Linked DNA regions of Mus musculus: regions 1 and 2 are each linked to region 3. The links are chromatin contacts, found by Hi-C or POLR2A ChIA-PET in ENCODE. All regions are on one chromosome and are shown on one strand. The core of a region is the stretch at or near the end of the contact, and the rest is flanking DNA. Distances in the headings are between cores, read along the strand shown. Region 1 holds the start of Tcta (T cell leukemia translocation altered gene). Region 2 holds the start of Rbm6 (RNA binding motif protein 6). Region 3 holds the start of Apeh (acylpeptide hydrolase).

Region 1 (2,915 bases), core at 34-2,533, 210 kb before region 3:
ATATACCAGAAGACAAAACCAAATAAATAACTAATAGGTCAAAATTTAGTGATGACTATTAGAAAATACAAGTAGAACCAATTCTGGGGCAAAAAAGAAAAAAAATGGTGTCAAATTTTCCACTATCAGCTACTAAACATGAACTTTTTTTTTTTTAAATCAACTTGCCTGCAAAAAATGCAATTTTACGAAACCGACCTGAAAAGGGGAACCCATCAGTGATTCTTAATTGAAGTAATAACTTTAAGCAGAAATGCATCTATTTTGATGCAACCTCGCCAAATTATTATGTGTTTTTTCGACTGGAAAATACCTTCCCCCATAGAGTCATAACCGCTAAGATTTCAAAACAATCTTTTACTTACACAATCTCCAATAATACGGCACTCAAAACAGAAAATCCACCCAAACCCTCACTGTCTTCACCCGGTATAGAACGGGATTAATAATCCACGTTCAATGCAAAAGGCAAAATGGAGTTGTAAAAGAGTTTCTTGCCTAGTCCAACTCCCGACAGCCACACGCGCTTCGCAGTGGCAGGCTACCCCAGCGCGGTCGCGGACCGGCCGGGAGCCCCCGCCCAGCCCGGCGCAACCCTGAGAGGAAGCGACGAGGAGGGCGGGCGGCTAGGGCTCCACCAGGCCCGGCCGGGCGGGGGAAGGGGGACTGGAGGCGGCGGGGCGCGCTTCCGGGGACTGCGCGGGCGGGGCCGCCGCCTCGGGCGCGGGGCCCCAGGTCAGGGGCCGGGGCGAGGGGCTGCGGGCCGAGAGCAGCAGGTGGGGCGCGACCGCGGGCAGGCGACGGGCCGGAGGCCGGAAAAGTGCTTGCCGATCAGCCGACCAGCCGGGCCCGGAGCCGAGGCGGCTGGAGGGAAATGCTCCTGCTCACCTCAAGGCGAGGACTCCGAGTCCGGCCTCTTCGCGCTGAGGACGCTTGTCCGCGAGTCCGCGAGCTCCGAGCCAAGGACGGGCAGCTCCGTGGGAGACGGCGGGCTATGGAGAGAACCGACGGAGGACCGCGGGCGGCGGGCGGGGAGCGCGAGCGAACGAGGGCGGGCGGTGGCGGGAGGGCGGGGAGCGACGTGCGCGGCCCCGAGCGCCCTGCGGGCTCGAGCTGGCGCCAGTCGCGGCCCCGCGCACGCGCGCACACTCTCAGTTCAGCCACGATTGCTCAAGAACGCATCCACGCCCTGAGAGCTAGACGCTTAACCAATCATGGCAGACGCGTGGAGCATGACGGGAACACCGGGGCTATAAAAGAGCGAGTTGCTATTTTATCCTCACCGAATCACTCATCCTTTAAGCAAGCAGGGTGGGGCTGGGTGCGCCTGCGCGGTTTTAAAAACCCCTCCCCAAACTGCCAACACTTCGCGCAAGCGAAGTAGATCTTCCTTGCCTTGTATTACGCGTGCGCACTGACAGGCCTAACCCCGGAAGACCATACGCTTGCGCAGTAAGAACTACGGTGACAGTACTCCCGGTGGGGCGCTGGCCAGTCATGGCGGAGCCTTGGGCCGGGCAGTTTCTGCAAGCTTTGCCCGCCACGGTGCTCGGAGCGCTGGGCACCCTGGGCAGCGACTTTCTGCGGGAGTGGGAGACACAAGACATGCGAGTGACTCTCTTCAAGCTGCTCCTGCTGTGGTTGGTGTTAAGTCTCCTGGGCATCCAGCTGGCCTGGGGGTTCTACGGGAACACAGTGACCGGGTTGTATCACCGTCCAGGTGAGGCTCCCTACGAACCTCCTTGGCCCGGCTGTCCCTACCACCACCATACTGTACCATTGGGTTCTCCTGTGTCCACATAGACTACCACTGGTCCTCCAGGAGCCTCACTGTACCCAGACTTACAACCCCGTACCATTTTACACCACAAGCCCCTCATGCCCATCATCACGTTGTTAACTGTTTCTCAAAACCCTTCCTGGACAATACCACTAGTCCCTAGTATCCCAGCCTCAATCTCTATTAAACTATACCAGTGGCCCCTGACCTGACCTGGGCTATTGCCTGCTCAGATCCCCACCCTCAGCCTCCTGCAGCTATGGGTGTGTTCCTGCCTCCAGGTCTGGGTGGCCAGAATGGATCCACACCTGATGGCTCCACACATTTCTCTTCATGGTGAGTAAATCTCTGTCTATCCCAACCCCATGCTTGACAGGCAGAGAACTCTCAGCATGTGAGTGCACCAGCTTAGTGGCTGTGCAAGAATCCTTCAAGGCTAATGGTAGAGCTCAGGATTCCAGTTGGGGGTTCCCAGTGGCTTTAGAGCCTCTCATCAGCATGTTCAGTGGGGATGGATGGTGGTGTTACCTTAATTTCAGAAAGGTGATGTGCCAGGTCTATTGAAAACAAATCCCTTGGTTGGGAAGTCTTTCTTTAGGAAGGCAAGAACATCTATTCTAGGCAAGTACTGTACCACTGGAGCTATAACCCCCAGCCTAACAGTCTCTATTCTTAGCATACGACCTCATCAAGTCAACCTCCTAATCTCTAAAAACAACAGCTTACTTATCAGGACATTTCATTCAGCTAATCTCTGAGCTTCTACCACACGGCAGAGGTCACAGTACACCAGAAAACAAGGACAACTCAGACTCTGCCAGGCAGTGGTGGCGCACACCTTTAATCTGAGCACTTGGGAGGCAGAGGCAGGTGGATTTCTGAGTTCGAGGCTAGCCTGGTCTACAGAGTGTGTTCCAGGACAGCCAGGGCTTCACAGAGAAACCCTGTCTCAAAACACCAAAAAAAAAAAAAAAAAAGAAAAGAAAAGAAAAAGAAATAGATAAAACAAGACCCAGTAGCAAGGGGAAATGTAACTTTAGGAGACTAGATCAGGCTGTGATGGTGAACTTGGAGCACAAGGGCAGAAGGAACAGTTGAGGGGCTGATTCAGCAGGACAGTTGCCTGATCTAATTT
Region 2 (2,871 bases), core at 310-2,809, 220 kb after region 3:
TCTTCCAAACAAAATCATGGTCAGGTCTGTCACTGCAATACCCCAGTCTCTGGTACCAACTTCTGTCTTAGGTTTTTACTGTTGTGAACAGACACCATGACCAAAGCAAGTCTTAGAAATTACAACATTTAATTGGGGCTGGTTTACAGGTTTAGAGGTTCAGTTCATTATCCTCAAGGCAGGAACATGGCATCCAGGAAGACATGACTTAGGAGGAGCTGAGAGTTCTACATCTTTACCTGAAAGCTGCTAGCAGAATACTGACTTCCAGGCAGCTAGGATAAGAATCTTATTGCCTACACCCACAGTGACACACCTACTCCAACAGGGTCACAACTTCTAATAGTGCCACTCCCTGAGCTGAGCATATGCAAACCATCACACAGGGGTTCCTTTTTGTAGCCCAGACTGTACTAGAACTCACTCTGTAGAACAGGCTTGCCTTGAACTCAAAGGTACATCTGTTTCTGCCTCTGGAGTGGAGGGATTAAAGTATTGCACCATCACTTCCTGTCTCCATGCCCAGCTTTTTCCAGTGGGCATTTATGGCAGCAGCATTTATTGATATTTTATTTGTCACATATGTACAGTCCCCTCAGAGGCTAGAAAAGAGCATTGGATCTCTTTGAACTGAAGGAACAGAGGATTGTGAACCGCCACGTAGTTTTTGGGAATTGAACCTCTGGAGAGCAACCAGTGTTTTTAACTGATGAACTGTTTCTCCAAGTGTCTTTCTTTGACCTTGAAGAATCGAATTAGGCTACAATATCATATATCGCCAGGGCATACACACAAGGCACCAGGTGGCTGGGATAAGCAAACCCCTCACAATATAGACAATCTACCTGAGAACTTGGGAGTCAGGTAGATCATTAGCTGGAAGATTCTGGAAGAGGTTGCGTATCAACAGTTACTTTGCTTTCTTTCCGTTAGAATTACGATGTGCAGTTTTTGTGGCGAGTCACGCGTGTCTACATTTATTGCCTAGAGCTAGCGGGACCTGTAGAAACAAGTTTTATTATTTTTTTTTAATGGGTTGAGCTACTGAACCTTTTTACACGGATGATTTCCGCCTGGAGTGTTTGACCAGAAGTCTGTCGGAAGGTAAAAAAGGACGAGTCTTTGGGTCCTAATACTTCAACTCAAGCAGTACTTTTGCATTTATTCTCTGGACTTAGGTAGAAGGGGTCTTATTTATGTAGCCGAAAAGCCAGCAGCCCTTTGCCGTAACGGAATAAGACCGGAAAGATCTCCTCCCATTTTCTGCACCCGAACTGACAATCTCTCTCTTTCCCAAGGGGCAAGGCAGGACCGTCCCCCAGCACCTGGCAGGGTGTGTCACTAGGCTGTCTAAGCCACCCGGACCCCTTGCACACTTGCGAGGAAAACACCAGAGAAGCAGTGACAGCACTGAAGCCAAACCATAACTCCCGGCAGGCCCTGCGGAGAAGCGTGCCTTCTAATTGGGCAGTGGCTAACAGCGTGCCTTTCCATTGGGCAGCAGCTCCACCAGCCGTCAAAGCCGCTGCGCGCAGGGCACGGCGGGAGAGGAGGCCGCGGGATTTGCGGCCGTACTTCATCTCCCGGCGGGCCCAGCGCTGAAGGCGGTGGCGCGACGCCTTTGTGGAAGCCGGAGCCCACCGGGAGGAAGTTCCGGTCTCCGGGACGCTGGGTCCGTGGCGGCCTCTGAGGAGGAGGAGAAGCGGGCCGCGGCGGCTACGCTGCTTTGGTAAGGGCCCAGGCTAGGAGAGAGGGCGTGCCCGAGCTTCTGGGACGGGGTCAGCGGGCCTGGCGGCTCTGGAAATCGCGGGCCCGCGCGGCCTAGCAGCCGTGGCTTCGAAGACACGGGGCGGCCGCGGCCTCGCTCGCTTGCGAAAACAGTCGTGTGTCGCGGGAGGCGCCGCTCGCGGCAGGAACGCCCCGGAACGGTCGCGGGCCCGGGGCGGGGCCCGAGGCGGCTGTAGAATTACCGGTCCCAGCGCGGAGCGGCCAGCTGTGGGGCGAGGGACCCGCGCGTGGCAGCGGTTCTGGCGCTCAGCTCTGTGGTGCTGCAGGAGAGATTTCTTTCTCTTTCCCCTTGTGTTTGTGATCTTGTCCTGAGAGACATCACTAGATACGGAACTCTTGTGCCCTGCAAGTAACCTTGGCCGCCCACCCAGACACCCAACCAGGAAGGTGCGAGAGTTCAGAACCTGGCCCACGGGCCCGTAGAACCGGGAGGTGGGCGAGGGTGACTGGTGGGTTCTGTACCGGTTGGGCGAATGTAGGAGGAGAGTGATGTTCCCACATATTCGTGCTTTAGATTCCTTTTGGCGTTGTTAATAATGTGCTTTTCTTTTAACTTTATAATTGACGTTGAGCTAATGAATTCAAGTGTGGGGTTGCGTTTCTTAATTAAAAACAAAAGGCCTTATTTGTAGAGCACATATACTTGAGGTAGTTTGTATATTTTCTCCTCCCCCTCACCCCCACCCTAGGCATTCTTATTAATTTCAGACTAATTGGATATAAGTTAAGGAGTAGGTTTTTTTTTTTTTCTTTTTTATCCGCTTGATCACCCAGGTCATTTTCTGAACTCTGGATTGTGCCTTAGGATTGTTAGTTTTCAACTTCCTGTTGACTAAATATGTCACAGTTAACATTACTAAGCTTGTGAGAATCAAAGGGGAAAGTGTCAACAGCTAATGACAATGTGGAAAGTAACTTAGCACTAAAATACTAACTTGAGGAAACATAGTGGTTGAATCTACTGCCAGGCTTAGTGGAGTTTAATCCTGAAGTTTAGGAGGATGAGGCAGGAGGATGTCAGGTTTGAAGCGCCCTAAGCTGCATTGAGACCCTAAAAACTTTGAGTCTGAATTTTATTTAGCT
Region 3 (3,066 bases), core at 69-2,568:
TCCCAGGAGCTAGATGGGCAAGTGCTGCCCCCTGGTGCTATCAAACAAGCTTTACATCTGCCTACCTTGTTCGAAACTCCCCCCCCCCCCCCAGTCCCCCATGGCTGAGACTTTAATCCTTAGTATAGTCAAGAATAGTTCAAGCTGGATATCATAGCCCACACATTTAATCCCAGCTCTTGGGAGACAGAGATAGGTGGGTCTCTGTGAGTTTGAGGCCAGAACTACGTAGAGAAACTAAACAAATATAAGTTAAGCAGCACTAGAAAATAAGAAACAGAGATTAAAGAGTATCAATTTTGCCTCAAGTAAGAAAGAAAGCACTCATTCAAGGGGGCCCATAGCTGGTCTAAAAGACCAGCCACTCTCAAGCTATATGGAGGAGGGGGAGATACCTACTGTTGCCCAACCACTCTTGCTCTCTGCTGTCACCTAAGTCAACCTAGTCCTGTGTCGTGTGCAGGAGACTGTCTGCCTAGGCTCTTCTTTCCACAGCACGCTCGCTGCTCTTAGGTGAAGTCTGACCCTCCACATCGGCCCTTGGAGTAGGTTGAGACCCAGTCGGCTCACGATCCGCAGCAAGGAGCTTCTGAGAAGGGCGGGTTAAGGCTGTGGCAACAGATAGCTTTAGGGGCAAGTCTGGTGATTGATAAGCCAGGGTAGCACCCAGAGAGTTCAGCACCGCCCTTTGCCCGGCGCCCCAGGGCTCCACCCGGGAACCTAAGTTTCCCACTCCTAATCGCCTGGCTTGCAGTAGATGGGGAGAGCGCTGAAAGAGATCCCTGCGACTGAGGCGCCCCGCAACATTCCGCTTTCACAGACCCGCTAGTCTCTGTATTCGGTTCCCACCCGTCCCCGCCCCCGCCCCCGCCCCCTCATCCTTAAGGATCATTAGTGTTCCTCCGAAGCCCCACCCTTCGAACGCTCAGGGCTTTCTCTCTGATCCCGCAGCTTTCAGCTCACAGTCGGCTGGAGTCCAATCCTACTTCCTTCACTCCTCCCAGACCTGCCCTGTCTCTGAACACCGGCTCTGTATTCTGCTGCTATACGTCCGCCCTCACTCCTCGGAGCCTCCCCTCTCTAAAAATCCCAGGACTCGACTCCCTGATTCTGCCTCCCACTTGCCTAGTCTTCGACTGAATTTTTGTTTCCCGCTCCTCCCCTCCGGGCGGCTCCTTCGTAGGCCCCGCCTTCTTACTATCCAGGCCCCGCCCCCTGCCGACTGGCCGGAGCTTATACAGGGCCCTGCGGGTCCCAGGTCGCCACTGAGTGTAGCGGAAACTGGGGACCGCCTTAGGCCCCGCCCCCGGAGCTTCACTTCCGGGACTTAGCTGCTACCGAAAGACCGACTATGGAGCGTCAGGTGAGGGCTCGGCCCGTGGCCCCCGTGGCCTCCGTAGCCCGGGCTGAGCCTGACCCTGGTGTGTCCCCTGCGCAGGTGCTGCTGAGTGAGCCCCAGGAGGCGGCAGCGCTGTACCGGGGCCTTAGCCGCCAGCCTTCGCTGAGCGCCGCCTGCCTGGGCCCGGAGGTCACCACGCAGTATGGGGGCCTCTATCGGACTGTGCACACTGGTGTGTAGACCGAGGGAACTGGGTGGCGACGGGCCGTGCATCCAGGTGGAGAGATGGGGACTGTGGAGGGCACGCTGCTTGACACGGGTTTGGGGAGGAAACCCAACTGTAGTTCCTGCGCACAGGTGTTTTGGGGGCTGCACTAGCCTTACTGATAAATAATTCCGTAAATGAGTTGAAGGTGTGGGAGTAAAATTCAGACCTGAGTGCAAGGTGTGGGCCTCGCAGGACTCTCCGGCCCTTACATTCTACAACCCAACAACAGCTATGTTGCCCTTAAAATTCTGTGGTTGGTAGTGGGTTCTCTCTGACCGTCAGCTCAGGCTCTGGGAGCCTAGGCTTAGGTTATATTAAGTGAAGTGTTGTCCAGGCTATACTCAGGCTGTCCGGAGACAGACTGGGAAAGATAGGCCTTGATTGGTGGGCAGTGGTCCAAACTGGCCCAGACAAGTTGAGCAGCCCCCTGCCTCCCTTGCAGAGTGGACTCAGAGGGACTTGGATCGAATGGAGAACATCCGATTCTGCCGCCAGTACCTAGTGTTCCATGATGGAGACTCGGTGGTGTTTGCCGGGCCTGCGGGCAACAGTGTGGAAACCCGGGGGGAGTAAGTGTGACAGGAGCAGTCTGTAGACAAGACCGCAGCCACCTGCCTTGCTAGCCTTTCATAAATGTCGCCATGTGTCCTTAGGGTGTTGTGCTCTGTGCCTATCCCCTTCAGGGACAACTTTGGGTGGCTTCAGGGGAGCAAAGAGCAAGGTGCCTGACCCCTGAGAGCTTGTCTGGTCTCTGGAGACATGGCCTGATAAATACTAGGAGCTTCTTCTAAACTAGGGCCTAGGTCCCTAGGACTCTGGAGACAGTCGAGTCAGTAACCTAAGGAAGAGAAAAAAGGCCAGCCAGCTTGAGGCTGGGAGTGCTTCATGGGCTGGTATGATTTCAGAGTCCCAGTTAGCTGGGAGATAGCCTCCTGTGCGGCCAATTCTGATTTTATAACGCCAGACCTAAAAGGGCTTATAAAGAAAGGAGAGAGAGACAGACAGACAGACAGAGACAGAGACTCAGCTAAGAGGTTGTGACCAGTAAGGGGGCCAGCACAAGGCTGTTGGGGGGGACGACTTGGCACCTTCCTGACCTGCAACCCCTGTTCTCAGGCTGCTGAGCAGAGAGTCTCCTTCAGGCACCATGAAAGCAGTGCTGCGCAAGGCTGGAGGTGCAGTCTCGGGAGAGGAAAAACAGTTCTTGGAGGTGAGTTTGCAAGGATGAGGTGGCAGCCAGCCGGTCACTTAGTGCCACAAGTGAAGCCCTGTGGAGGGGCAAGCAGCCTGATGCCCAGGTATCTTCAGGTCTGGGAGAAGAACCGCAAGCTCAAGAGTTTCAACCTGTCTGCACTGGAGAAGCATGGGCCTGTGTATGAAGATGGTGAGGCGCCTGGCTGGTAAGCAGGAGGGGTGGGCAGAAGGGGCAGCTATAGCATTGGGCTCCCCCTAACCGTCC

Evidence for each region. Hi-C counts contacts between places; a loop is a spot of excess contacts on that map. ChIA-PET counts read pairs that join two places held with the same protein, here RNA polymerase II (POLR2A).
Region 1: POLR2A ChIA-PET joins it to region 3 with 19 read pairs in Patski. The contact joins the promoter of Tcta here to the promoter of Apeh in region 3. A Hi-C loop is called at or near these places in 1 of 37 maps with a recorded cell type or tissue (gastrocnemius). POLR2A ChIA-PET finds 5 or more read pairs at or near these places in 3 of 5 experiments (Patski and embryonic stem cell).
Region 2: POLR2A ChIA-PET joins it to region 3 with 10 read pairs in embryonic stem cell. The contact joins the promoter of Rbm6 here to the promoter of Apeh in region 3. POLR2A ChIA-PET finds 5 or more read pairs at or near these places in 2 of 5 experiments (Patski and embryonic stem cell).

Annotation. Positions count from the first base shown.
Region 1 is chr9:108,304,527-108,307,441 of GRCm38, reverse strand. Tcta (T cell leukemia translocation altered gene) reads left to right here and starts at 1,283. Exons shown (of 3, transcript NM_001311156.1): 1 at 1,283-1,720; 2 at 2,062-2,116. The coding sequence starts at 1,498. Rhoa (ras homolog family member A) reads right to left here and starts at 1,282. Exons shown (of 6, transcript NM_016802.5): 1 at 889-1,282.
Region 2 is chr9:107,871,507-107,874,377 of GRCm38, reverse strand. Rbm6 (RNA binding motif protein 6) reads left to right here and starts at 1,559. Exons shown (of 21, transcript NM_011251.3): 1 at 1,559-1,729.
Region 3 is chr9:108,092,732-108,095,797 of GRCm38, reverse strand. Apeh (acylpeptide hydrolase) reads left to right here and starts at 1,318. Exons shown (of 22, transcript NM_146226.2): 1 at 1,318-1,363; 2 at 1,439-1,571; 3 at 2,050-2,176; 4 at 2,724-2,817; 5 at 2,916-2,991. The coding sequence starts at 1,352.